Regions from separate parts of the Homo sapiens genome. Here region 2 is linked to region 1. A link is a loop called in an ENCODE intact Hi-C map of the cell type or tissue named here. Cell type or tissue: Calu3. All regions are shown on one strand. Each heading gives the region's core, and the rest is flanking DNA. Links, peaks and the distances in the headings are about the cores only. Region 1 has its middle 760 kb from the start of LINC01821. Region 2 has its middle 600 kb from the start of PCGEM1.

Evidence for each region. A loop is a pair of places that touch in the nucleus more often than their neighbours do. Peaks named below come from ENCODE experiments on the same cell type or tissue, not always from the same donor. Only the 100,000 strongest peaks of a DNase experiment are listed, where the experiment ranks them.
Region 2: it touches region 1 in a loop (2.0-fold over the local background); 2 of 110 quality-filtered maps call a loop at or near these places.

What each region holds. Positions count from the first base shown.
Region 1 is chr2:193,578,038-193,593,570 of GRCh38, forward strand. No RefSeq gene overlaps it. Among named protein-coding and RNA genes, the nearest start is that of LINC01821, 760 kb to the right of the region's middle. RefSeq lists an enhancer at 2,134-3,333 and a silencer at 6,703-6,832. In Calu3, for the core only: a CTCF peak has its summit at 6,791 (motif pointing left); a DNase peak (open chromatin) is centred at 6,144.
Region 2 is chr2:193,340,320-193,355,852 of GRCh38, forward strand. No RefSeq gene overlaps it. Among named protein-coding and RNA genes, the nearest start is that of PCGEM1, 600 kb to the left of the region's middle. In Calu3, for the core only: no CTCF peak of the experiment used is centred there; a DNase peak (open chromatin) is centred at 7,482.

The DNA.
Region 1 (15,533 bases), core at 4,877-9,876:
ATACTCTTCCCTCAAATAGAAGAAGATGGAATATATCCAAACTCATTTTATTAGGCAAGCATCACCCTAATAACAACACAAAGCAAAGACGACACAACAAAATAAAAGTACAGGCAAATACTCCTGATGAATATAGATGCAAAAATCCTCAACAAAATATTAGCAAACTGAATCCAATAGCACAATAAAAAGACCATACATCATGGCCAAGTAGGATTTACCCCTCCAACGCAAGGGCTGTTTAATATACACAAATCAATTAATAACTACACTACATTAACAGAAAGAAGGATTAAAATCACACAATCGTCTCAACAGAGAGAAAAAATGTTAGAAAAAATTTAAGACAATGTTGTGATTAAAAACTTTCAATAAATTAGGTATAGAAAAAACTTACAACACAATAAAGGTCATATATGAAATGCCCACAGTTCACATTATAGGCAATGGTGAAAAATTAAAAACTTTTTCTGTAAGACCTGGAATTAGGCAAGGTTGTTTATGCTTGCTACTTCTATTTAACATGGCACTAAAAGTCCTAGCCAAAGAAATTAGGCAAGAAAAAGAAATAAAAGGCATTCAAATTACAAAGGGAGATGTAAAATTATCTATATTCATAAATGACATAATATTACATGTAGAAAACCCTAAAGTGCCACCTCACATTGTTAAAACTAATGAATTTAGTAAAATGTAGGCTACACAATCAGTTGTATTTCTATACACTAACAAGAAACTGTCTGGAAAAGAAATCAAGACAATAATCCCATTTACAATAGCATCAAAAAGAAGAAAATACTCAGGAATAAAGTTAACCAATGGGGAGAAAGGCTTGTACACTGAATACCATAAAACAAAGAAAGAGTTTAAAGCAGACACATGTAAATGAAAAGATATCTTGTGTTCATTGGTTAGAAAAATTAAAATTGTGGGGGCCGGGCGCGGTGGCTCACGCCTGTAATCCCAGCACTTTGGGAGGCTGAGGCGGGTGGATCACCTGAGGTCAGGAGTTTGAGACTAGCCTCAACATGGAGAAACCCCGTCTCTACTAAAAATACAAAATTAGCCGGGCGTAGTGGTGGATGCCTGTAATCTCAGCTACTCGGGAGGCTGAGGCAGGAGAATTGCTTGAACCTGTAAGGCAGAGGTTGCGGTGAGCCGAGATTGCGCCATTGCACTCCAGCCTGGGCAACAAGAAAGAAACTCCGTCTCAAAAAAAAAAAAAAAAGAAAGAAAGAAAAGAGAAAATAAAAAGAAAAAAGAAAAATTAAAATTGTGACAGTGCCTTTAATACCGAAAGCAATCTACAGATTCATTGCAATCCCTATCAAAATACCAATGACATTTTCCCACAGATATATATATATATGAAATATATACATATTTATTATTGAATATATGATATTAAATGTATTTGTATATTTGATATTTTAATTTAATATATTAAAAAAATATGTATACATATACATGTGTCTTAAAGTTTATATGGAAACACAAACGTTGCTAGAGAGCCAAAGGAATTTTGAGCAAGAAAAATCCTGGAGGCATCTTAGTTTCTAATTGCGGAATATATTACAAATGGCATAAAATCAGACATATAGATCAATGGAACAAAATAGAGAATCTAGAAATAAATCCACACATAGTCCGTCAACTGATTTTTGACACGGGTGCGAAGAATACACAATGGGGAAAGAATAGTCTTTTCAAAAAATCATGGTGGGAAAACTGGAAATAGACAAAGAAGTGAAAAATACATTTGAACCTTTATTTTAAACCACACACAAAAATAAACTCAGAACAGACTACATATTTAAATATCAGATCTGAAACCATAAAACTCCTAAAATAAAACATAGGGGAAGACCTTGGCCTTGGCTTTGGCTATGATTTCATGAATATGACACCAAAAGCACAAGCAACATAAGTAAAAAGATACAAGTGGGATTACATAAAACTAAATGGTTTCTGCAGCGCAAAGGAAACAATCAACAAAATGAAAAAAACAATCTAAAAATTGGAAGAAATATTTGCAAATGATTTTTCCAATAAAGGGTATTTATTTCTCTTGCTTGCCAAATGTGACCCTAACTCTTTGGTCACTGTGAAATTTAAATCAGAATCTCAAAGAGATATCTGCACTCCCATGTCCATTGCAGCATTATTTACAATAGCCAAGATGTGGGGGCAACCTAAGAGTCCATCAAATGATAAATGGATAAAGAAAATGTGCTATATACAGAAAATGGAGTATTATTCACCTTTAAAAAATGTTGCCAGTCGGGCACGGTGGCTCACGCCTATAATCCCGGAACTTTGGGAAGCCTAGGCAGACGGATTGCTGAACTCAGGAGCTCGAGATCAGCCTGGGCAACACGGTGAAACACCGTCTCTACTAAAATACAAAAAATTAGCCGGGCGTGACAGCGTGCGCCTGTAGTCCCAGCTGCTCGGGAGGCTGAGGCAGGAGAATTGCTTGAACCCGGGAGGCGGAAGTTGCAGTGAGACGAGATGCTGCCACTGCACTTCAGCCTGGGTGACAGAGTGAGACTCCGTCTCCAAAAAGAAAAAGAAAGAAAAAAAATGTTGCCACATGCAACAACATGGAGCATTCTAGAGGACATTATGCTAAGTGAAATGAGCCAGACACAGAAGGACAAATACCACATTATCCCACTTATATGACGAATCTAAAGTAGTGAAACTCAGAAACAGAGTGGAATGGTGGTTGCCAGGGGATAGCGGGGGAGTGTCAGAATGGAAAGTACTGGTCAAATGCTACATAGTTTCGGTTATGCAAGACGAACAGATTCTAAAGCTCTAATGTACTGCATAGTGCCTATAGTTTACAATCCTGAATTCTATACCTAAAAATTTCTGAGAGGACAGATCTGATGCTATGTTCTTATCACAAAAAAAGAGTAACTTTTGCAGGCAATGGATATGTTTATGGCATTGATTGTGATGGTTTCATGGGTATATATTATCTGCAAACTAATCAAGTTATATACATTAAATATGTACGCTTTTAAATGTTAATCATACCTCTATGAAGCAATTTAATTAAAAATATCAGAGAAGGTCATTTTCACAATTCCACTATGGAGTTTCCAGGACCACAACTATAAAAATATCTTGAATAGATGTGAAGAGCCCTGATCTTATCAATTTGAATTACCTCCACTTCATTTCCACCTTAGTTTATATTTATACTCAAGGGCAGTTGTCATTGTATGAGGGTCAAGGGAAAGGAAAAAGAAAAAGAAAAATACACTCCTGAAGGGTTCCCATTCAAAAGGAATGCCATTTCTCCTGATGACTCTCTTCTTTCCTCCTCCAGAGCCTCTAGATCAATGCTTAGCGCCAGATTTCCACAGCTCCACTGCATCAATAACTTCAAAAACAAAGATCATAAAATAAAGAAATTCAACACTGCTAATTTAAAGCAGTAAGACTCTGAGAAATGTCTATGAAACCCTATACAGTTTGTGTTAGATAAATACAGGGAGGTAATTTTAAATTATACTAAATATATTGATATAAATGAACTGAAGAGAGATTTTTTTTTCAGTCAATATGCTAGTTCAAGCAGCTATAAATGGTGTAACTGGGTTTTTTTTAGATTTATGTTTTGATTAGTGTGCCTATAACCTTCATTCAGTAATGCCTATGGTAAATGAAGTTAAGATCTCAGAAATCCTTCAGTTTGATATAGCAAAATAATCTAAATATTTATGACAATGGTGTAAAATTAAACAGGTTCTTTAGACCTGCTCAGTTACTATCTAAATGCATTCCAGAAGAAGACATAGAACATGGTTTATTTATCCAAGGTATTTTGGAAAAAAAAATCTTTTGAAGAGAGATTCAGCATATTTGAAAAATGCTATAGTGTTTTTCTCTCTGCAATTTGAGAATGACAGTGGAATATGCTGCCTTTGAAGTGAAATTATTGATTTTCTTGGTAGTGTTGACACTCTAGTGTGACAAAAGCCAGGTAGCAACATGTCAACTGCAAAGGAAAGTTGTCATTAAGGGTAAGGTAAGTAATGAGAGTGATGTGATCAGCAGGGATGTTTTTGTCATGACTAATTGAAATTGTGGGTTTTAAAAACCAAAAGCGATGAACAACCCATTAAGTCCTGTTCTGTCTATATAGCAGAAAAACAAACAAACAAGAAAATCAACTATAAAACTGGTGAATGAAGGCCAGACATGAGACACAATGAGAGTCATGCTCTTTCACCTAATTCTAAGACTTGGTAGCATTAGACACATTGACACTATGCCTCTATCGGCATCATGTTTACCTTGTGTAAGAATTCTCTGGGTAAAAAAAAATGAAAGCCATAAGATGTTTCTTCGAAAAGGGCATCACATTGTCATAAAAATGTAATTTCTAGAAAAAAATCAGATGCATCTAGTCGTTCTCTATTTTTTCATCTCCCATTAAATTGGTTGTTGCCATTGCTGTCTTAATTTTCCTTCTCTCTGCTACTCTGCTGTGGATTTATAACACCTCCCCTGTCAGCTTCTGATATCTAGTAGCATTTATTTCACTTCCTTGCCAAATGTGACCCTAACTCTGTGGTCACAAACTGAATGTACCACCTATCCTCTGCCTTCTGGTAAAATGTCTGCTTGTTCCAAGTTTTCATATTTCTGAAATATATATGCACTTGTTTTATTCCCAGTGAAATTTTTGAAGGGCTTTCATTACATGACTTGAGAAGTATTTTCATGGGAAATATTGTTTAAAATGTTGATGAAAAATGTGGTGTAGAAGACATTAAATATACACCTTTCATGTCACTTTGCTTGGAATTTGACATATATAAATATATCCAAAAACACTGAGAGACTTGTTTTTCCCTGTTGTTTCTCATGATCTTCTCTTTGTTCAAATTTATAAAATGTGTTTTTTTAATTGTAAAAGTCATATAAGTAAAATTTGGAAGATATGGAAAAGTACAAAGCCAAAATCTATATATATTTTAAAAGAGTGTGTAAACTGTTTATTTCTCTAATGTAATTATTACATGCATATATAATATAAAGGTATATACATATACATATATACAAATATATATATTATGTAAGCAAGTAAAAATTACACTTTACATGTAGTATTATATGTGTTATTGGCCTTTTAAACTTAATATTTTCATTTTATTATATATTCTTTGAAAACCAAATTATTAGTGAGCACCTTGTTTCTCCCAAGACCTGGAGCGAACCTGGGGAGAAGCCAGGAGACAATGGAGGGAAAACACTCCAAGAAAATCTGCAGGCATTTTTCACAGATGTGGGACTGAAGGAAGGATGCCATTTTCAATTCAGGCTCATGACAAAGTCAGTCAGTGTTTGACAACCCAGCTGTAGTGGCCACCGTAGATATTTTAATCTCTGCCCAGAAATTGGAGTGCTTGTTCTGTAGTGGGGGAAGAGCCCCCCACAGCCAGAACTGAGTGGCTGTTGCAGTGCACCCCCAGAGTAAGTGCTAAAATTGTGCTATCTCCTGTCATTGGACTGGAGTGGGAGGACAGTTGCTGAAGCCATGGTTTATCTTGGGCAGGGTGATTTGTGGCCAGGAGAAACAGCTTTGTGGCATAGGGACCATCTGCATATGTCATTACTGGATGCCCCAGCCTGTTATCCTAGTTAGTCAGAAGACTGTTCACCACCAATACTGAGGAGTGGGAGGGAGGTGGATCCCATTTGTGCTCACTTAGATGGGAGCGTGAGCCACATCTTTATTCCCTTGCAAATAACTTAATCTAGTGTCACCCCCGCTGCTCGATGCCTGGGCACATTTCCAGGCATTCAGAGCACTTGCTTCCCTGAAATAGGGGCCTGAGCTGCCCTTCCCTTCCCCTGCAAAGACCTAGTTGTAGCAGCAGTTCCTCTGCTCTGCAGCAGCTACTCTACTTCTTGCCGGGTGACATATTTCCAGGCAACTGGCATACCTGCTCACCTGGATTAGGTGACTGAATTGCCCTTTCCTTCCTGCGAAGAGATCTTAGTGCAGTGGCACCCTGTCTGCTCTATGCCCCGGCATAATTCCAACCATTCAGTCCACTATCTTGACTGGATTAGAAGCCTGTGTCATCCCTCTCTCCAGGTCGGAAATCTTGGTACAGTGGCGCCCTCTTCCATCCACACTCAGGCATAATTCCAGGCATTCAGCACAGCTGCTTGCTTGGATTAGAATCTGAGCCTCTCCTCCCTTTCTGTGCATAGATTTTGGTGCTGCAGTACCATCTCTGCTCCACACCCAGGCGTACTTCCAAGCATTTAATGTACTCACTTGCCTGGAGGAAAAGCCTGGGCTGACTCTCCCTTTTCATGTGGAGATCTGGATACATTGGAACCCCCTCTGCTCCATGCCCAGACATATATCCGGGCATTTGGAACACTCACTCTTCTAGATTATGAATTCAGGCTGCCCCTCCCTTCCTGGAGAGCCAACTTGGGACAGTGGAGTTATCTCCACTCTACACCTTGGCACTTGTCTGGGCACTTGGCAGCTGCCCATCAGATACCCACCCCTTGGAGCTGGTGTTTGCACCTGCCATTGGGTGACATGTAGGCGAGCCTGCTTGGCATAGCCCCATTCAGCTTGGTTCCCCACTCCAGGGCTAAGCTGGGAACTGAGACTACTATCCATTTCACAGGACACACCATTGGCTGAGGCAACAGTGAGCTTCTCAAGGTTAACAAAGATCATGCATAGGGAGATGTGTGTTGACTGCAGCCAGATCCAACCCATATTGCCACCTACTGGTGTAGACATCAAGCTGCACAACCAAACAAAAAATCTGACACCAGTGCACAGCACTAGGGAATGAGATAAGCTTCCTGAGACCTCCCCATTCTGACTCCACAGGAGGCAGTGAGCACACTCACATGTCCAGCAAATTGCTACTACAACTAGCATTTAAGAAAGTCACCATACAAAAGATATCTATAACCAAGAAACTTACATAGTCTTTGCCACTAAAGCACCTGGAACCAAAGCCAAAGAACTCTACACAATGCATATTATAGCCACACCCTCAAGGGGGAAAATCTTACTCAAATGAAAGCAAATCCAAAAATGAGAAGAGGAGATAGCTAATCAGATAAGAAGGAACCAGAGAGATAATCCTGGAAGAATGAAAACACAGAGTGTTAAAACACTAACTGCCCAGCAATGGATCCTAATTAAAATGAAATCTTTGAAATACCAAATAAAGAATTCAAAATGTTTATTTTAAAGAAATTTAATGAGACCCAAAAGAAAATTGAAAGCCAATACAAATAAATCATAAAACAATTCAGAATATGAAAGAAGAGACATATATGGTTTTATAAAACTTCTGAAAAAAAGATGTGTTGACAGAATTACAAAATATAGCTGTAAGCTTTAACAATAGGCTAGTATAAGCAAAATAAAAGATTTTAGAACTAGATGGCAGGTCTTTCAAATTAACCTATTTGAACAAAAATTCAAAAGAGATTTTAAAAAAAGCTTTTGATAAATATTGGATTATGTAAAGCCTTCAAAACTATAAGTAGTAACTATTCCAGAGATAACAGAAAAATTGTAAAATAAAACATATGGAAAATATATTCTAGGGAATAATTGAGAAAAACTTTTCTGGTCTTGTTAAAGTTCTAGACATCCAGATACAATATATTTAAAGAATTCTTGGGAGATACATTGCAAGAAGGAACTCATCAAGGAATATAGTCGTCAGACTATACAAAGTCAACAAGATAGAAAAAAATTCTAAAATGGGCAAGAGAGAAACATCTAATCACCTATGAAGGAAATACCATCAGACTAACAGCAGACATATCAGCAGAAACATTACAAATGAGAAGACATTAGGGTCCCATTTACAGTCTTTTTAAAGAAGAAAAAGTGCAAGCCAAGAATTTTGTATCTTGCTAAACTAAGTTTCCTAAATGAAGGAAAAATAAAGTTGCTCCGAGTCAAGAAAACACCAAGGGAATTTGTCACCACTAGATCAGTCCTAAAAGAAATGCTCAAACGAGTTAAAAATGGAAATGGAAGGGGTATACTTGTCATCATAAAAACGTGCAGGTCACATAAAGTAATTACACAATTGAGACTGCAAAGCAAATATGTAATAACATTATGGCAAGAAGAAAACCTCTCATATCAATATTAACTTTAAAGGTAAAGGGCTATATGCTCCACTTAAAATATGTCAGTTGGCAGAATGGATAAAAATATAAAAACTTTTTAAACATAAGCTGCATACAAAAAAACCCGCCTGATATGGTTTGGATCAGTGCCCCCACCAAATCTCATGTAGAATTGTAATCCTCAGTGTCAGAGCAGGGGCCTGGTGGGAGGTGATTTGATCATAGGGGTGGGTTCTCATAAATGGTTTAGCACCACCCACTTGGTACTGTTCTCATGATAGTGCGTTCTTGTGAGATTTAGTTGTTTAAGAGTGTGGCGGCCAGGTGTGGTGGCTATGCCAGTAATACCAGCACTTTGGGAGGCCAAGGTGGGCGGATCATGAGGTCAGGAGATTGAGACCATCCTGGCTAACATGGTGAAACCCCATTTAGGATTGTTTTACATAATTCTCTGAAGAATCACCTTGGTAGTTTGATAGGAATTGCATCGAACCTGTGGATCGCTTTGGGCAGTACAATTTAAAGATACTGATTCTTCTGATCCATGATCATGAGATACTTTTTCCACTAGTTTGTGTCATATATGATTTATTTAATCAATGTTTTGTAGTTCTCTTTGTAGAGATCTGTCATTTTCTTGGTTAAATATATTCCTAGGTATAATTTTTAGCAAATTTTAAATAGAGAGAGAAGGTGCTACACACTTTTAAATGACCAGATCTCATGATAACTCACTTACTATGGTGACCAAAGAAGATGGTGCTAAATGATTTATGAGAAACTACCCTCGTGATCCAATCACCTCCCAACCTCCTGTTGGGGATTGGGGATTACATTTCAACATGAGATTTGGGTGGGGACACAGGATTCAAACCATATCAGTGATTTACCATATAAAAGAATTAAAAACAAAAACCACAGAATCATCTCAAAAGATTGAGAAAAAAACATTTAATAAAATTTGTCATTTTTTTCATGACAAAAACCCTTGCCAAACTAGGAATAGAAAGAACATACTTAAAATAATAAAAGCCATGTATAACAAACCCACAGGCAACATTAAACAGAATGGGGAAAAGCACTTCCCCTAAGAAATGGAACAAGACAAGGATACCTACTTTCACCACTGCTATTCAACATAGTACTGGAAGTTCTAGCTATGGCAATCAAGCAAAAGGAAAAGATGAAAAACATTTAAATTGGAAAAGAGAAAGTCAAATTATCTCTGTCCGCTGTTGATATACTCTTATACCTAGTAAACTCTAAAGACTTCTGCAAAAGACTTTTAGATTTGATAAATTACTTCAGTAAATTTTCAGGATATAAAATCAACATACAAAAATCAGTAGCATTTCTATACACCAATACCAGTCAAGCTGAGAACCAAAACAAGAACTCAATCCCATTTAAAATTTGCTAAAAATTATACCTAGGAATATATTTAACCAAGAAAATGACAGATCTCTACAAGGAGAACTACAAAACATTGATTAAATAAATCATATATGACACAAATTAATGGAAAAAGTATGTAATGCTCATGGATCAGAAGAATCAGTATCATTAAATTGTACTGCCAAAGCAACCTACAGGTTCAATGCAATTCCTGTCAAAGTACCAAGGTCATTCTCCAGAGAATTATGTAAAACAATCCAAAAAATTCATCTGCAAAGAAAAAAAGCCCAAATAGTCAAAGTAATCTCAAGCAAAATGAAAAAAGCTCTAGGCATCACATTACCTGACTTCAAATAATATTATAAGGTTATAGTAACCAAAACAGCACAGTACTGGTATAAAAATAGACACATCAATTAATGGAACAGAATAGAGAACTAGAAATAAAGACATATCTACAACCATATGATTTTTGACAAAGTCCATGAAAATACGCACTAGTAAAAGAACATGCTATAAAATAAATGGTGGTGGAAAAAACGGATACTCACATGCTGAGGAATGAAGCTGGACTCCTATCTTACACCATATACAAACTAACTCAAGATGAATTAAAGTTTAAAGATAAAATTTCTAGTAGAAAACCTAGGAAAAACTATGGCCATTTCTCTAGGCAAACAATTTATGAATAAGTTCTCAGAAGGACACACAACGAAAACAAAAATAAACAATTGGGATTTAAATAAACTAAGCATGCAAAAGAAATAGTCAACAAAGTAAACAGACAGCCTACACATGTGAGAACATATTTGCAAACGGTACCTCCAACAGAGTGTTAATATCCAGAATTTACTGGGAACTCAAACTACTCAACAACAAAAAAAACAAAAACTTCATTAAAAAGTGGGCAAAGGACATGAACAGACATTTTACAAAGGAAGACATACAAGTGGCCAGCAAACATATTAAAAGATGCTTAACATCACTTATCATCTGAGAAATGCACTTTTTTTTTTTTTTTTGAGATGGAGTCTCGCTCTGTCACCCAGGATGGAGTGCAGTGGCGTGATCTCGGCTCACTGCAAGCTCTGCCTCCTGGGTTCACACCATTCTCTTGCCTCAGCCTCCCGAGTAGCTGGGACTGCAGGTGCCCGCCACCACACCCGGCTACTTTTTGTATTTTTAGTAGAGACGGGGTTTCACCGTGTTAGCCAGGATGGTCTTGATCTCCTGACTTCGTGATCCGCCTGCCTTGGCCTCCTAAAGTGCTGGGATTACAGGCCTGAGCCACCGCGCCCAGCCTAGTAATTCTTAAATGTGTTCCTGTGGACAGGTGCTACCTTCTGAGTGGAGACTGATCAAGCTAATACCTCTCTTGAAATTATCAATAGAGTGGCTCCTGTATTATTGCCCATGCCGGAAGACATTATTTTTCTTGTTTTTCCTACATGACCTTTGTATCCGTTCTTTATTCTTAAAGTTTAGTGAATTTTTAAAATGTACCTTGGTTTTGTTATATATGTTACTTTTATTTCTTCTTTTTTCTTTTTTTCTCTTTTTGACATTAAGCAAGCTATACCTTCCTTTGGTTCACATGTTCTGCCATTAAGTCAGTCATTACAGATAAGCTTCCTTCAATTATTAAGTGATTGGCTTTCAATCTACATATAAAATCGTATCGCTTTACTCAGAGGTGCTTAAATAACACATGTATGGTTAATTGCTTGGCAGCAAAACCCCAAATCATTTGCTCTGATGGTTTCACGGCAGGGATTTATGCCCATTTTCAAAAAGTACATGGGCTATTGTGGTAGAACTATTGGAACATTCTAATACATGGTTTTGTAATGTTGGAAACTGTGAGAATACCTTCAAAATGATTATTGCCTTTTAAAAGTACGGTGTTATATATGAAGGGAATAACATTAGAAATCAGTGCTGGAATATTAAAAAATAGTATTCTAGTCATTTTAAAGCTGAGTACCTTGCTAAGTTTAAAATTTCAGTCAAATTTGTGCAACATAATCACAGACCTTTTACAAGAGTGTCATTTGAACTAATCTGTTAGCCTTGTCCAAATTAGTCCAATTGTTTATAAGGTATTAAATGCACTACAAAGCCTAACATGTTTGCTATGCTCCATAATCATAGCACCTGTTAAACAGCCTACTGCAGCTGTACTTTTAGCAGATTACAGGCCATTAGGCAAGTTATACAGTATCTTCTTTTTATAACTTAATTTCTCTTCTTTTGCATAGTGACTTTCTGGATCATAAAATGAGAACTTTTTCCCAGCCTTTCACGATTGAGATGAGGATAGTGGTTTTAAAATTATTAGGATGCTCAGATACAACTTGCAAATGCTGTGGTAAAATGCAGTAGTAAAATATTTCATTAACTTTTAATTCAATTTAATATTGTTTTCTTCCCCCATGGGACTGGATGTCTTTAGATTTATCATGCTCTTTTTGGAATAGTTTCTTGAAGAAAAGTTAAAAGTAAAACTATAGAGTAAGAAAACACAAAAGCTTATACTAATTTTTTTTTCAGGATCCAAACAGTGGCCAAATGGAAGAAACATCTGGCATCTATTTTATTCCCTCATTAATTTTTTAAGCATTTGCAGGTTGTCTAAATCATCAAAACTCTTCCGTGTATGCAGACACATACACACAAAATTATCTTTAGAGTAATAAAGAATGTAAAATAGGTAAGGCAATTTATTCTCTTATTCCAGATGCAACAGGAACTCATAGCTTTAGACATTCTGTTTGGTACTTGCAATAAAATGCTGAGAAAATCTAACTTAACTAATGTATGTTCCCTGTTCTCATGAAGCTTACAGTTTCCTGGGGATGACAAAATAAATAAATGAATAAGAAAAACAAATAGCAATGATGTTATATATATGCCCACTCTATAAATGCATATATATATATATAATATATCAATATCATAGCATATCTACACATTATTTAACTGCGAAGCAGAAATGTTTGAATATGTACAAACACACCACAAAAAAAAAAAAACAAAACAAAACAGGAAGGCCACAGTGTGCCATGGCTCATCATAAACCTAGAGAAGTAATATATTTATTGAAATTTATTGTTAAAGAGGTGACATAGGAGTAGGGTATATGGGGTAGGAAATACAGAATTTTTCTTGGGAGAAGAACCACAGAAGCAGAATTTCTGTGGTAAAAGTTGCACAGGGAAGTTGGAAAATTGAGAGAAGATGAGTATAAATGGACCACAGAAACAAGTGGGTAGATTGCACTGGGTGATCCTACAGAGATTCTCTGTGACCAGTTCATTTAGCATTTTGTAATCAGAGTTGTTTTCAGTCTTTATCTCAGGCGCAACGGAAAACTGGAAGTGCCTTTCAGCCAGGGTGTCAGATGATCAAATTTGCATTAAACATTCATTTGGCTGCTGATACGGTTTGGCTGCTGATATGCTTTGGCTGTGTTCCCACCCAAATCTCATCTCATCTTGAATTGTAGCTCCCATAATTCCTACATGTTGTGGGAGGGATCCAGTGGGAGACAATTGAATCATCGAGGCAGTTCACCCCATACTGTTCTCGTAGTAGTGAATAAGTCTCACGAGATCTGATGGTTTTTTAAGAAGTGTCCCTTTTCACTTGATTCTCATTCTCTCTTGTCTGCTGCTAAGACCTCCCTTTCGCCTTTTGCCATGATTGTGAGGCCTCCTCAGCTACATGGAACTGTGAGTCCATTAAACCTTTTTTGGTTTCTAAATTGCCCAGTCTCAGGTACGTTTTTATCAGCAGCATGAAAACAGAGTAATACAGCTGCTGTACGGAGAATGAAAATGGAGAAGGGAAAATGGTGTGTAATAAATACATATATAGTCATGGAACCAGGCCATGGAAGATCTCATTCAGCTACAAATTTTAATTAGGAAATTGATTTCTACATCATCCTTTCTGGAGTTTTCATATGATTTTAAAGGTAGATTTATGTGGCCGGGCGCGGTAGCTCATGCCTGTAATCCCAGCACTTTGGGATGCCGAGGCGGGCGGATCACGAGGTCAGATCAAGACCATCCTGGCTAACACGGTGAAACTCCGTCTCTACTAAAAATACAAAAAATTAGCCGGGCATGGTGGCAGGCGCCTGTAGTCCCAGCTACTCGGGAGGCTGAGGCAGGAGAATGGCGTGAACCCGGGAGGCGGAGCTTGCAGTGAGCCGAGATTGTGCCACTGCACTCCAGCCTGGGCAACAGTGTAAGACTCCGTCTCTAAAAAAAAATTTTAAAAAAAGGTAGATTTATGTGATCCTAACATAAAAAAAAAAGACCCATTGGAACAATGGCACTGTGGGAGTGAATAAGAATTTGAATAAGAAAAAATCTGAGAGCAATTATGACACACTATGCCATTTATGATATTTAAGATGTCAATAATATCAATATTTCTGGGTTTGAAACAACTGGAAGGTTGGGAAAGAAGAGTGGCAGAAGATAATCAAGTTAGCGTCTTTACCAATGGTAAAGCCATAGGGGAGGTCACGGTTTACCCGGCCAAATGGCTCAGGGAAATGGTACTCAAAAGTGAAAACCAAGGTGTAGAGCAAGATGGCAAAAGAGAAGCCTACACCATTTGTCCCCCTGATGGAACACCAAGTTTTAACCACTATCTGCATTTAGAAAACATTGTCACAAGAACCAAAAATTAGGTGAACAAACACAGTAACTATTTTGAACTTCATATTGCTAAAAGAGGCATTAAGGAGGGTAGGAGAGACAGGTTTGAATCACTGACGCCACACTTCTCTCATCCCCCAGTAGCAGCCAAGTAGCCCTGAGAAAGAAACTTCACATTTTGGGGAGGGAGAGGACCGTGACTGGGGGACTTTATTGAACTCAGAGCTGCACTGTCACAGTGAAGAATAAAGCCATGCTGGGCTCAGCTGGCACTCATGCATGGAGGGAGTATTTGGACCAGCTCTAGCCAGAGTGGAACCGCTTGTGCCAGCAGTCAGAACTTGAGTTTCTTGGCGAGCCTTGCCACCGTAGGCTCTGGGCTCCTAGGTAAACTTGAAAAGCAGTCTAACACACAAGGACTGTGGTACCTAGGCAACTCCTAATGCTAGGCTTGGCTTAAAGCCAGTGTAGTAGGATGGCACATGACCTAGGGAGACACCAGCTGGCACAGCTGTAAGAATGCTTGCACCATCCCTTTTCCAATCTTAGGCAGTGAATCTTGCAGCAATAAAAGTGACTCCTTCCTTTTGCGTAAGAAGATGAGAGACTGGGCATGGTGGCTCATGCCTGTAATCCCAGCACTTTGGGAAGCCAAGGTGGGTGGATTACTTGAGGTCAGGAGTTCGAGACCAGCCTGGCCAACATGGTGAAACCCCATCTTTACCAAAAATACAAAAAATAGCCAGGTGCAGTGGTGTGCGTCTGTAGTCCCAGCTACTCAGGAGGCTGAGGCAGGAGAATTGCTTGAACTCAATAGGTGGAGGTTGCAGTGAGCCGAGATCATGCCACTGCACTCCAGCTGGGCAGCAAGGTCGAAAGTCCATCTCAAAAAAAAAAAAAAAAAAAAAAAAAAAAAAAAAAAAAAAAACAGAATGAGAATAAGTACATGATAGTGAAGAGTAAAGAGGAATTTGTCTTGCATCTTGGATACCAGCTCAGCAACAGTAAGATAGGGCAATAGAAAGAGTCATGAGGTCCCCATCCATTCCATATCCCAGCTCCTGGACAACATTTCTAGACACACTGAGGGCCAAAAGGAAATCTTCTGCCTTGAAGTAAAAGATCCAGTCTTGGTTGTTGCTGACTAAAGAGAAATTGGACCCCGAATAACCAGCAGTGATATGCAGGGAATGCGCTGTGGGCTCTTGTGGCTATAGTGAAAGACTCCTTATGTCTGAGAGAAACAAAGCAAAAAGTAAAGGAGACTTTGTTTTCCACATTAGGTACCATCTCAGCCACAGTAGGATAGAGCAA
Region 2 (15,533 bases), core at 5,336-10,335, 240 kb before region 1:
TTTGTTGAAAATATAATCGATATATTGCAATTTACTAAGAAACAGATAAAAATGAAAATAAGGAAGAAAATTTACACAAAATCCTGGTGAATGCCAAGGGAAATGATAACATCTGTTAGGTGGATCAGCGTTAGTCCGACACACTTATTTTTAATCCTTGATATGCCCATTTTTAGTGATTTAAGCAAGTTACTTAAACACTCCACCTCTATTTTCTTCCTGTTACCAATGATGATAATGGTTGTTTTCAGAATTAAGCAAGATTTTTTTCTGATAAATCTGTAGTCTAATGTCTGGACATAGAGTGTCTGCCATTAGAATGATGAAAATGGTAATGATGATAACAGATGATGACATAGCAGTCAAATGGGATATTTCAAGTTATGCTTTTCAAGATTTTATAACAAAGTAAAGCATTCTTATATGTTAATAAATTAAAAGAATATACATAATTACTTATGCAGTAAGATTCCAATTAATCTTAAAGAGAAAAACAAAACAATTATACAAAAACTGTAAAAAGTAATAGTGTAGTATTTTTAGCAGTTGTTCTTGAATACAGGGACAGAGATTATTTTTGTTTTTGTTTTTGTTTTGAGACGGAGTTTCATTCTTGTCGCTCAGACTAGAATGCAATGGCGCTGTCTCAGCTCACTGCAACCCCCGCCTCCCAGCTTCAAGCGATTCGCCTGCCTCAGCTTCCCAAGTAGCTGGAATTACAGGCGCCTGCCACCACTCCCAGCTAATTTCACCATGTTGGTTTCAGCATGCTGGCAGAGATTATTTTCTTTAATTGCCTGTAGGTTACAAAATTCAAAAATAAACCTGTATTTTATTAAAATAAAAAGCAAATGTTATTTTTAAAAAAATATGGTCAAAATATCCAAACAACAGGATCTCTACATTGAGTTATCTTCCCTATCTTCGAATCTGTACATTTCCCTCCATTCCCTCCTTCATTCTCTATTATATATGTATCTAGGTCCATATATGTCTATAATGTAAGAAAACACCATCCTTAACAAAATCCTTAATCCTGGATGAAATAGCTAATTATTTTAACTTCTTTAGTTACCTTGCAATTTTTTATTTGGGATTTTTTCAGATAGTTATGTGTGTGTGTGTGTGTGTGTGTGTGTGTGTGTGTGTAGGAGTAACTTTATAAACTTTATTTTAATATAATTTGCCCATTTATTTGTTTAACTGTGATAGAATAACTATAACGTATTTTATACATAATCATCTCTATGCTTACCAGTCCCCCCCAATAAAACAGAGAAAGAATAAAGACCTCGTGAAAAATAATATTTAATTAATAAATAAGAGCAGGAAAAGGAATTGGATACAACCACACTTAAAAACAATTCCTAAAGAAGTAACACATTTATTTCTGTTTATTTTTCTGTATTTACTTTTTAGTTTCTTTTCCTGAAAAGCTATACCCCCTCACATAAATCAATTTAAATCCTGCACTTCCTTTTACAGGGACCTTTATTTCTTCCTCTCCATGAGCAGTTTCTGACATCCTCAGTTACTGCGATCTTCCTTTCCTGGAGGCCTATAGATCCTGAAATTGTACCAATCAATCTTGTCTTGTCTTGTCCTTTAGTTTCTGGTATTGATTTTAAGCTGTTTCTTAGATGACTCCTGCTTAAATTGTAAGTGCCTTCAATTGTCAGATACACAGCACGTGCTTAGAAAAATTCTTGGTGATTCCAGAAGGACAAAACAAGTAGAAGAGCTAAAGAATGCTTTCAATTGACTAAAATTTTGCTGAACAGACAACAATCAATTTATTGTATGAGGATAACATTTTTGAGTCAAAATTATATCCTGCCTATCAAACATAGGTAAGACCGTTTAAGAAAGCAAAATATTTTGTCTTTGGCTATATATGACCGTTCTCCCATTATTCCCTCAGCTATGCAGAATTTGATTGAAGGCTGCCTTTCCTGAAGTGTCTTTATATTAAACTGTAGCTAACTCTTCCTTTTCAAACCATCAAAACTGAATTCTCTCACTAGAAACAGATTATTTTAGTTTCAGAGACAAAGTGGTCAAATTAATTTAGATGTGAGTAGTTGTTAAGATGGATCAATTCCAGCCATACATTCACCTTAGAAGTGATATTTGCAATGGTGCCATATCACAATATAGCCATCCCAGTTGATTGCATTTGCACAGTGCACTGTGGTCTATCCTGAATACTCTTTCCCTTCATTTATTTTTAAATGTTTTTGATCAAACGAATGCACCCTCTCTTGGTCTGTTTCTTTATATATAAAATGACAAGTTTATGTCTGATGAGGTTTAAGATCCCTTTTTGTTCTAAAATTTTGAAATAAACTAGCTAGATTACATTTAATGCTTGACATATTCCAGAAATTCTGCTAAGTATTTATTATATAAGGTAAGTATTGTTACATCTGTCCATTGAGGAACATGAAATTCAGAAAATAAAAGAAAATGATGTAATTGCGAATATCCTATGGTTTGTTCATTAGATTACATTGAATTCTCTTAACTTTCAGTCAGTTCAGATCTCTCTCTCTTTCTCTCTCTCTCTCTCTCTGTGTGTGTGTGTGTGTGTGTGTGTGTGTGTGTGTGTGTAGACAGTGGTTTACAAAAAATTAAAGCCAGATTGGACTACAGCTAGTTCTACTTTCCAGAAAAGTGGCATAAGTCTCTAAGTGGACAACTAAAAATCCCCATAGTGCTTTTCATATTGAAACTAGAGAAGTAAAAGGATAACTGAAATCTTAAAGTCATTCAAAGTCATGGTAAATTACTGCCAATTCCTTCTTTTTGGTATATGAGGAAAGTCTGTGTCTTGCCCTTATTTTTGTGTGTTTGGTTGTTTTGCATAGCTGTACAAGTTCAGTCAGGACTTAATAACCAAAGATAGAACTCAAAGTGGTGGGAAGCATAAATGGAATTAAATTGCTCTACATAATATTAATAAACATAACAAAATACAAAATCAAATCTCCAGGCATCCTGAGGATAAGAAGGAGAATGAACAAAGTAATAAGCAAGTAAGGACACAAAACAACATTAGAAGCTGGAACTTGTAATCAAACCCAGTAGAAAGGTAAATAAATAAATTTAAGAGCAGAAATATATACTGTTCCCATGAGTATATACAGAATTTTGGGTTTAGGTTATCTAACACCCCAGTCAGTGAAACACAGTACACAAGTGTCTGGGATCCTGAAATAAACATTCATAGGCATGTAAGTTCTTGACTGCTGTGTATTTGGCAGATGTTTGTTATTTGATCCCTGCCAATTATTATTATTATTTTTGGCTGGGATAAGGTTAAATAAATAAAACAAAATAAAATATATTTTATTATATATGAATATTATATATTTACATAAATGTATGTATGGACAGAAAAATAGAGCTAATGATTTCTAATTTTAGTATATCTAATATTCATCTTGAAAGCTAGTAAAACATTCATATTCCAAGGGCCCACCATTTAGAAATTCTGATTTAATAGATGTGAGGTTTTGTTCAGGAATCTGTGCTACAACAATGAACAGATAGGTTATAAGAAGACATATTTTTAAAAATCACTTTTTTAAATAATTAGAGACAAAAGTTTAACTAGAGTCAAACTTCCATTTAAAAATAATTAACTACGTATTTTTCTTTAACTTAATAAATTGATTCTTTCTCCAATATGTAATTACATTATTAACAAGTAATTATGTTGACTCATGCTTTTCAGTTTCTTGGGCTCTGTTGAGTTAGTAAGTTTGATTCTGAGAGTTAAATTTATTTATATTATTTAGAATAATACTGCATTGGAACTTTATTGTAACCCGCAGAGACTGAGTTTTAAGATGCTTCCGAATATAGTATTTTTTATTATCATTAGTAATATGAAAATGTTTATAATTTATTTAGTACATATTTTACTAAGTACTGTGCCTGGAACATTATATGTTATTTTTACTTTCTCCACAAATCTTCTCTAGAAATCAGAATTCTAACACTATTGACTCCCAATTCATGCTTCTTCATTTTTACAGTTTTTAAACTTCATTTTTACGTATGTGCCAACCAGTTAGATGATATTCCCACTTATTCATTAATTTATTCCATTAGATTATCTAATAAGTAATGTAATTATTACAAAATAGGTGATAAAATATCAATAGAATCATTAAAATGTACTTATACATGTTAGGTTGATTTTTTAAGTGCTCAAAGTCCATTCTGTGGAGATAAGTTGAATTATTTTGTTTTACATTGATAATTCTTTACCTGGAATCACTTGGTAAAGCAGATTTTTTCTCCTTATTTATTTTATTTATATTTAAGTTTTATATTAGACAATTATTAAATAAATCTAAGACTCAAAACATTATAATAATTAACACTTAAATTATATACTACATAATAAGTAACACTTTAACTACATTCTACAATGTTTCCAAAAAAATTTTTTTAAAGAAAGATTATAAAGATACCAAGTGTTACAAGCATTGTCTAAAGCAGCTAATGCCAGTTGCTTCAAAATCATGAAAAGTTAGCCATGTATATATTTTAAATCAATTTAAAAACTTTCATACACATTTTAGTTTATTTTATCTGTGCACAGCATCTAACTGGTGATCTCTGTTCTACATTTATAGGCTACAGTGTATCTATGGTGTCTGCTAGCTTTAAAGATATAAGTTGCAGTAAAAACCATCTTAAATAAGTCAATAGGATAGACTATTGATCTGTGCAGTCTCTAGCAAATTATTAAAGAGATCTCAAATATGCAAGTGATTTTTAACAGCTTTATTGAGGTATAATTGATATATCATAAAAACTGTATACTTTTATTGTATATAATTTTATGAATTTGGACCTATGCATGTGACGGTTGATACCATCATCACTATTAAGTAATAAACATTTCCATTACCTCCGAAGTTTCCTGTCTCTATGTGTTTTTGTTTTGTTTTTGGATGTGTGTGCATATGTGTGATTTTGTTTTGTTTGTTTTTTGGTGGAAAGAACATGAGTTCTACCGTCCTAACAAATTTGTAAGTAAATAGTAGCATATTGTTAACTAAAGGCACTTGGTTGTACAACAGATCTCTAGAACTTTTTCATCTTGTAGAACTGAAATTTTATATCCAATAAACAATGACTCCCTGTTTTCCCCCTCCCCAGCACCTGGCAACCACCATTCTATTTTCTGCTTCTATATTTTATGTACCTCATGTAAGTGTCATTTTACAGTGTTGGTCCATCTATCACTGACTTATTCCAGCCAGCGTAATATCCTCCAGGTTCATTCATGCTGTTGCTTTATGTCTGTGGAATGGCCGGACACAGAGAGTTAATGTTTTTAACCTTATATTATTTGAAAAGTTGTTTTAAAAACAAATTTCAGCATAGATGAGAATAAGTACTCATATAATAAATTGATTGCAACGCCAGATTAATAGGTTTTGACATTATGACCTTATAAGCAATATCATATTAAATTTGGCTTATAAGGGAAAGCAAAGGAGTATCTGAAAACAGGTGGAAATTAAGTAACTAAATGTCACATATAGGATGGTTTGAGGTACTCAGGTAAAGCAACAGTACTGTTTTAAATGTGTCAAAAGTGACACATTAATACCCTTAAGTAATATATTGCTAGATCTGGGACTCATTCTCTAATCTCCAAAGTGCATTAAATACATATAATTAGATAATGGAATTGAAAATGACTCTTTTAATATTTGGATGATTTCCCCCATCAAATTTAGTATTTCTGTAATAGTTAACCCATATATAACTCATATATGTATATATAGTTTATCTAAAATAAAGCCCATACCCTTTGCATTTGAGATAATAGGAAAGTTCATGTTTTGTTAGTTATATAAATTAATTAATTCTAAATAATTTAAGAAATGGAGATGCTTCAATAAAAAAGTGTAAAAGTTTGTCCACAAGTCTTAGAACTTCTGCATAAAACTATGCTCCCCTATGTCAGTGACATGCCTGTATCTCTTCCTGCCAAAAAACTAATATTTTGTGTCATTCAGAATTGAGAGCTCATAGAAAGCATTTCTGAGGTGACATAAAATCATGGCAACACTTCCCATATTACTTGTTATACCTACCGTTAAAAAGACATTTTGGGAGACTATCTGAAAATGCTTTAAAGATTTGAGAAATGAGATTTGAAGTAAATCCTGATGTCAAATATATATATATGTTTGAAATAAAATAGGTATAATGTTATTGGAATCACATTTACAAATAAAAAAAAATTATATGGCACCTATAAATTAAACCTGCATATAAGTAGGTCAGATTTGAAAGCTCTAGTAACTAGTTTAAAATTTACATATGCTCTGTGCCTATTATGTTAAGGCTTTTTTCCCTCAATATTTGCAAATCAATCCTTCATATAAATTTAAAAAGGAAAAATCAATCGACTCAAAGGTATTTTTAAAATAATTCAATCAGCATATAGAAATGCTCAGGATTCTTTAGCAAATGACATAATTATATCCCGTTATCTCGCCAGGATTAAATTCCTTGAGGCCAGGTTCCTTTCACCACTCTATCTCCAGTGTCCACACGTTGCCTGATACACATAGCATACATTCAAACATGAATAAAACACCATTCTAGAAATGAAGAAGCTCAAAGGTGAGCATAAGAAGCATATATAAACAAATCATTTCAATAAAGTATGGTAAGGGCTGAGTAAATATCCAGAGTACAGTGGTGGGATAAAAGAGGTAGCCATGTATTTCAGTTACAGGAAAAGGTTCCGGATCCAGACCGCAAGGGAGGATTATTGAATCTCGCTCAAGAAAGAATTCAGAGCTAGTCCATAGTGCAAAGTGAAATCAAGTTTTTTAGAAAGTAGAAGAATAAAAGAATGGTGGCCAGGCACAGTGGCTCACGCCTGTAATCCCAGCATTTTGGGAGGCCGAGGTGGGCAGATCACACGGTCAGGAGATTGAGACCATCCTGGCTAACACAGTGAAACCCCGCCTCTACTAAAAACACACAAAAAAATTAGCCGGGCGTGGTGGCGGGCGCCTGTAGTCCCAGCTACTCGGGAGGCTGAGGCAGGGGAATCGCATGAACCTGGGAGGCGGAGCTTGCAGTGAGCCGAGATTGTGCCACTGCACTCCAGCATGGGCGACAGAGGGAGACTAGCCTCAAAAAAAAAAAAAAAAAAAAAAAAAAAAAAAAAAAAAAAAAAAAAAAAAAAAGGCTACTCCAAAGACAGAGTAGACTCAAGGGCTTGATGATAGGCTAAACAAGGGGTAGATTATTCATGCCTCCCCTTTTTAGACCATATAGGATAACTTCCTGACATTGCCATGGCACTCGTAAACTGTCAGGGCACTGATGGGAGTGTAGCAGTGAGGACGACCAGGGTCACTCTCGTGGCCATCTTGGTTTTGGCAGGTTTTAGCCGGCTTCTTTACCGCAACCTGTTTTATCAGCAAGGTCTTTATCACCTGTATTTTCTGCTGACCTCCCATCACATCCTGTGACTTAGAGTGCCTTAACCGTCTGGGAATGCAGCCCAGTAGGTTTCAGTTTCATTTTACCCAGCTCCTATTTAAGATGGAGTTACTCTGCTTCACACGCCTCTGACATTTCCAATTAAAAAAAAAAATCTCAGAACATAGAACAGAGTGATGATTTTTGTCTCCTTGGATTCCATGGAGTTATTTTTTGCATGCATCTCAAGAGATAGTTAATTGGATGTATGGTAAATAGGACATATTTGGATTATACATTTGGGTTCAGGGATAACAGAGAGGTAAGAGTGGTTTCTCTGTAACTTATATTGGGAAGAAAGCAAAGGAAGTTTTTACTGGAATCTCTACTTTTTTATTTTTTAAGCATATAATATTATTGAAATGAATTTCAGTACCGTTCCACAGAGGCTGCAGCTCATGGAGGGTGCAGTGGGCGGGCTTTTTGTAGTCTCCTTTTCTCTCATGGAGTCATTTAGAAGTTTTCCTTAGTGCTGTTCTGATATTTAGGAAGAGAAAGATATAAAGATGCTTCCTAGGATGAAAATAAACTGAACAGGTTTCCTGTAGTCTCACCTGGACCTCTCCTGCAATCCAAAACCACAACAGCCTTCACACAGAGTAATACAAATGCAAATTATCATGAGCTCCTCTCTTTTCAGCAAAACATTTTATAGTGACAGAAGATGAGAAGAATGGTTAGCTGGACTGAAGAAACCCTTTCAAAGTTACTGACTTTTTTTTTTTTCATTTCATTTCAATTCAATTCAATTCTCTATTTTTCCTGGCAGGTACTTATTATCTCTCTTTCAGAGAAAAGTATTTTCCTTCTCCTTCTTTAATCTGACTTTTAATATATTTGAAAGCAGTCTGCTTTTGGGAAGAAAAATAGTTGTGTGTATATATGTGTGTGTGTGTATATAAATATGTATGTATATGTATATATAGAGAGAGACAGAGACAGAGAGATCCTGAGAGTTTAAGAGAAAAAGGTCTGACACTTTCAGCTAGTAACCGCAGCAACAGCTTTGCTTTTTTAATGTTATGGTATTTGAAATTGTATACAATTTATTTCTGTAAACAAAAAACCAAAAACAAAACAGATTTAAAAATTTTCTTAAAATGCCTTTATGTGTATAAACAATTTTTAGAAAAATATTGGCCTGGCACAGTGGCTCACGCCTGTAACTCCAACACTTTGGGAAGCTGAGGCAGGCGGATCAAGAAGTCTGGAGATTGAGACGATCCTGGCCAACATGGTGAAACATCATCTCTACTAAAAATACAAAAATTAGCTGGGCATGGTGGCGCACGCATGTAATCTCAGCTACTTGGGAGGCTGAGGCAGGAGAATCGCTTGAACCAAGGAGGCAGAGATTGCAGTGAGCTGAGATCGTGCCACCGCATTCCAGCCTGGGTGACATAGCAAGACTCCATCTCAAAAAAAAAAAAAAATTGTGTGTAAAGTTTGAACGCAAATTGTGTTTATCAATGGAATATATTTTCATTGTGTAAATAGATTCTTCAAGCAATGAAGTCCTTCTCAATATGGTTCCTCTGAATAGTGAATTTTCCAGTCCATGTAAAATATCTTTAAAAAATTTATATATCTATATATATCAGAAAAAAATTGGACATAATGATGTATAAGTGTATCAACATTTGCCAACTAGAGTAAACTAGAGCATATTATAATTATATTTAATCAGTGATGCCAGTTTCCATGATATGCAATCAGTATAGAGAGGTGAATAAAATAACCCTTAATTTTAATGGGGTTATAATCTGATGCAAGGAAGAATCACATATACATGTCACTTCAACACAGAAAGATGCAAATATGAATTCAGGAAATAAATTCAGCAAGAAAGAGATTGTTTCCAGCAATAGTTAAATCATTGAGTTTCATCTAAGCTAAGTATTAAAAGGCTATGGTATATGGAGAATATGACTGTGCAACTGTTCTAGTTACAAATGAATGTCATAACCTGTAATTGTTTTGTATGTTTCATGCTATGTTATACTGACTATATTCTGCCATTGGCTAGTTTAAGCTGCTAGTAGTTCTTAGTAGACCATTTTTAAATAACACAAGGAAATGGAAATAATGAGAAATAACTAGCTAATGAGGTCAGTTTGTCAGAGTGCATTCTGAGATCATGGACCAGGACTTCCACCGCTTTCATTTCTAGTACAGAAAGTCACAAGACAAATTTGCTCTGGCTTAAGAATAAGAAAAGTCATATTACCTACAAAAATCATGCTTTTAAGCCTGTCAGAGAACTAAACATTTCAAAGTGATGAGGCACCCTTGGAAGCAAAGAGCCCTCTGGCTGCTTTTGTCCACGGCCCAATAGCTGGAGTAAAGAAAGCTGCTATAGATGAAGGAAGGAAGATAGAACATTTTCAAAATTTTAAAAGGCTAAGTGTGAGTTGGCATAATGGTTTATAATACCGAGGAACCCAGACACAAAGAGAGTCAATACCCACCCATCAATTCTTTCTAAGCCTTTTCCTGAGTGCTCACAAGATCAGGGCAGGGGAACTGAGAGAAGCCCTTTGGGCCATCAAGAATGTCATGAAACAGTGGTCTCTCATAGCCAGGGGAGGGCAAGAAAACTCCAAAGTGTGAAAGAGGTGTCAAAAAACAAAGAAACCCTCTGGGCCTATCACTGAGCTTGGGACAGGAACCATTTAACCTGAGGAAGGGCATCAGAGAAGACAGATGCAGGGTCTTACAATGATCATGAAGCAGAATCAGCCTGTGGCTGAGACTGAAGACAAACTGCTAAGAGAAACCTCACCCCCAGCTCAAGGCACAATTTACAACAGGCTGCTCAAACGCGAGGGTGTGGTGGAAAAATGAAGGAGAATAATCTTCAAGAACTGACTTGTTGTGACTAGTATAGTCATAAGAGCAGAGTGAAATCTTCCAGAGGCACTGGTATATAGGATCTATAAAGGTTAAAAGCAGGGCAGGAGAAAGGGGCAAACCTGTAGATACTCAGTTCTCAAACCTTGTTAAAAGACAGTTTCTAGTTTCACAGTTAAATTATTTGAAGCCTGTAATAAACTGCATCTAACTAGAGTAACAACACAGTGAAAACCCAACTCATCTACAGACTATATTGACATTAGTGGCCTGACAACAAAAAGAACATGACCCTCTTCTGGAAAAAAAATACCACTTTTTCTTTCTCCAATATTCCTTTATACATAATATCTGATGTTCAATTATAAATCGTGAGACACTTATAGAAGCAAAACAGTGAGACTCATTTTCCAGATGAAATTAGTTAATACAAGATGCGGCTGAGATACTGGAATTATTATTACTGAAATAAGAGCTGCAGCAGCTATTTAAAAGGTTAAGGGATCTAATAAAACATGTACAACATGGCACATGAACTGACCAGAAATCACATTAGAAAGATGGCAAGTTTCAAAAGAGACAAACCTTAGTGCTGGAATTAAAATACAAATGGAGGTTTCTTGTGAGAGGTTTATCAACAAGTAGATCCAGCGAAGGAACAAATTAATGAACATAAAGACAGATCAATAAAAAATATTGATACAATAAAGAGTAAAACAAAACAAACCAGCAAACAAAAAGATTGATATTTGTGGAACAGTAGCAAATGGCCTAACATGACATATGCATATTTGGTATCTGAGGAGAAGAGAAATAGAATAAAGTCAAAATGAATATAGAAGATATAATTCCCAATAATTTTCCAAAACTGATGGAAGACATCAAATCACAGTTGCAAAAATTTGGCAATTATCCAGCAGAAAGGAGAAGGAGAAAGCGGTATCTAGAAAAATCATAGTCAAATTGGTGAAAGCCGACAATGAAGAAAATGTCATGAAATCAGTCAGAAAAAAAAAAAGGTGGTTGATCTCACATTAGAAAGAATAAAGACTAGAATAAAATGGAATAATATATTTTAAGTGCTTAATAGAAAGATAATTCTTTGATAGCCAGCAAAATAGTTTCCTACCAACACCCCCCCAAAAAATAGTGAAATAAAGACATTTTAAAAGTTTGTCTCCAGCAGACCTTTAAAATGAAAAATGCTAAAAGAAAACTTTTAGCCTTAAGAAAATAAAAATAAGAATGAAACCCCATTTGGGAGCAAAGGGATGATAAACACTTGAAGGGGTACAAATGTAAGTAAATTTGTACCTACATTTGGCCTTTTAAATTTTTTTTAACACACACACACACTACAAACACACACATGCACACACATATATGCATATCCATGTGTGTATAGCTTATATATTTATTTAAATGACTAGTGACTACTTAAATACAAGATGGAAATAATGTGTTGCGGGGTATAAGGGTTTATCAAGAAAATATTTGACAATAAAAGCAAAAAATAGTGGAATAGTAGTTAAAAATTTACTATTGTAAAATTCCTAATTCTTCAAGAAATAATAGAATATGTCACAGTTATAAATATCCATACTGATATATCTGTAACAAGTACTAAAATACACACACAAATACACATAAAGACACAGAAAGGCATAACTAAAATAATAATATAAGGATGGAAAATAGGAAACTAAAAATATACTCAGTTCATCTAAAGGAGGCAGAAACGGAAACATGGAGGAAAAAAACAGATATAACAAATTTAAAACAAACAAAAATATGTGAACTTACATATTGCCAAAATTGGATTAAATATAAATGATCTGAAAACAACAATTATAAGAATCAGATTGCAATTAACCCTGCAAAACATAATCCAACTACATCCAATTTACACACACACACAAACACACACACACACACGAAGTCTTTAAAAATAAGACACTTTTGGCTGAGTGTGGTGGCTCAGGCCTGTAATCCCAGCACTTTTGGAGGCCGAGGTGGGTGGATCACATGATCTTGAGTCCGAGACCAGCCTGGTGTCAAACTCCGTCTCTACTAAAAATACAAAAATTAGCCAAGTGTGGTGGCGCATACCTGTAATCCCAGCCACTCAGAAGGCTGAGGCAGGAGAATTGCTTGAACCCGCGAGGCGGAGGTTGCAGTGAGCCTAGATTGCACCACTGCACTGCAGCCTGGGTGACAGAGCAAGACTCCGTCTCAATAAATAAATAAATAGACTCTTTCTTTTTTTTTGTTTTGTTTTTTATCTTGAGACAGTGTCTCACTCCGTCACCCAGGCTGAAGTTCAGAGTCCAGCGGTGTGATTATAGCTCACTTTAGCCTTGAACTCCTGGCCTCAAGCTATCCTCCTCCTATTTCAGCCTCCCACAGTGCTGAAAGTACGGGCGTTAGCCACCCTGCCCAACCAGGCAGTTTAAAAACAAATAGATACAAAATAATATATCATGTAAATACTAACCACGAGAAGATTGTGGCAATTTTAATATCAAACACAATAGACTGAGAGGAAGATAAGCACTAGAGATAAAGAAGGATTTTTTTAACAACAAAAGTCAATTCACCAGGAATAAATTTCAATCCTAAATGTATATCCTCATAATAAAAAAAGCAAGAATTAATGAAATTAAAGGGAGAAACACAAACATACATAATAATAATTGGAAATTATAATTCCTCTCTCTCAGTAATTCATAGCCCATCCATGAATAGTGGCATACAGATTCTGCTCATATTCATATACAACATTCACCAAGTTAGACCACCTGATAAGGCACAGAATTTTTCTCAATAAATTTTTAAAATTTTAGATTATGAATCAAAGACAAAATAAAGTTGTAATACACTTTACTCATGATATCCACCTGTGACAGACAATATAGGAAATTTTACTCATATAAATTGCTATAGGTGAATCTAAGTTGCCACTATCTTTTAGAAAAACATGTACATTATTTTTATGTTAAAGTGCCAATGTTATTTGATCCTATAATCAATGCAAAATAAAAATGCTATTATCAAAATGAATCAAACATTTTAAGTTGAAAAAAACTGCAGTGTACATCAACATAGACATGACTATAGTGTTATTATATTTATACTATGAATTAATTGCGTGCTTTACAAAGGAATTGAGAAGTTCTATATGCTTTCAAGGAAAATTTTTTATACTATGTTATTATCATTGCAGAGCTGATTGTGTGCATCTCTGCCCAACACTGAAGCTTGAAGTCCGTATATTACACATGTAGTAAAGTTATATTCTTGCTTTTAAAAATAAGATCATATTTTTTATCTTTGTTTAACAAAAAAAGAGTCAAGGAGGCAGTCAAGAGTGTTATCACTGGTAACATCAGATGTGGTTTTGGAAAATATTGGACAAATATACTCTTTGGGTAAATTATTTAAATAGATAATCTTTATTGTTTAATTAATAACAGTGAACATATTGTTTTATAAAATGAGTAACAATTTTAAAAATTATTTATTATATTTATTTGAATATTTCAAAAGGATATGTAATTTTATGATATATAATTATGTAAGATATACAAATACATATAATTTGAACATATACATATTTAGACTTGTATAATTTAAGCAAATATTTATGTAGGTATGTTTAGTAAAATGAGCATATGGGGACCCACTAGACATTATCAATAATTTGCATCTTCCTATGTACCCACTGTCTAGAGTTTTGTATTGTTTATTATTACTTTACTTAATTTTTTATTACTTATAATATATAAAACATGTTAATGTGTCTAAACAACATGCTATTGTCTTAGATTTTGAATAAAAATGGTTTCATACTATAGTGTTCTTATATGCCTTACATACTATATGCCATATATATTCTTATACAATATATATATACTCGCATACTGTATACTTATGCTATTATACATGTCTACTATATATGCTTATTTACCATATATATTTTTATATATAACAGATACCATACACACACACACACACACACACACACACTTATACATTATAGAGTTCCCTATATACACCCATGCTTTCGCATGCAGCTGCAGTTTATTTTAACAGACATATGTGAATTAATACCTATTAGCTTGTTGATTTGAAATGATGAACACTGGGGTTGTTTCCAATGTTTGGCTCTTGCAAATATTGGTGCTATAGTGCATTATGGGGAGTGAAAGTCAAGTGACAACATTTCTGCAAAAGGGCTATGTAAGTACTTGAATTTACAGTAGTATTATTAAAATGGTTGCACCAATTTTATAAATCAATATGCAGAAGCTCCAGTGAATGAAAATCCTCTCACTAACTTTCTATTATCAAACTATATGATTTTTGGCAATCTACTGAGCATAATTTATATGTTTTTGTTTTTCTTGTTATTAATAATGCATCCATTCGGCATAATTTATACATGTTTATTCTTCTGATTATTAATAAATCTTTTTAAAAGCATATTGGTTGGTTATACATATTTGCTCCATTGTAAAATGTCTGCATTAATTTTATTGGTTTTAATTTAATTTTTTTCTTTTCTAAATGATATATAGTAGCTCTTTATATATTTTATACTAAACCCTTGTCAACTCTCCTGTGACTTTCATCTCTAATTTGTAAATCTTAATTAACACTTCTTAATTTTAAGGTAATAAAATGTATCCATACTTTTTGTAAAGTCTGCATTTTTTATCTTATGTGAGAAATTCTCTACTACAAAGTTAGAAGCTATCCTCATATTCTCCTATATATTCTTCTAGAACTTTTCAAGTTTCACTTTTTCAAATTTAAGTTCTTAATCCATCTGGAATTGATATGTACATTTGAGCCATTTTAGGGAACTAATTTGTTTTACTATTTTTTAAATGTATTATATATGTAAGGTATTGTCCCAGGATCATTTGGCAAATAATCCCTAGTTTCTCTACCAATTTGCCTTAGTCAAACAATCCCGTACAATCATATCCTAGTTTCATATTTTCTCTACACCTAGTTGGTTAACTTGTTCATCTCAGTTTCAGTACAACACTCTTTGATTTACTATAGCTTCATATACAAAATTCTCAAAAAAATTGTAAGTAATTTTGCTTTTCTAGAAACTTCTCTTCCATATAAATTTGAAAATCCAT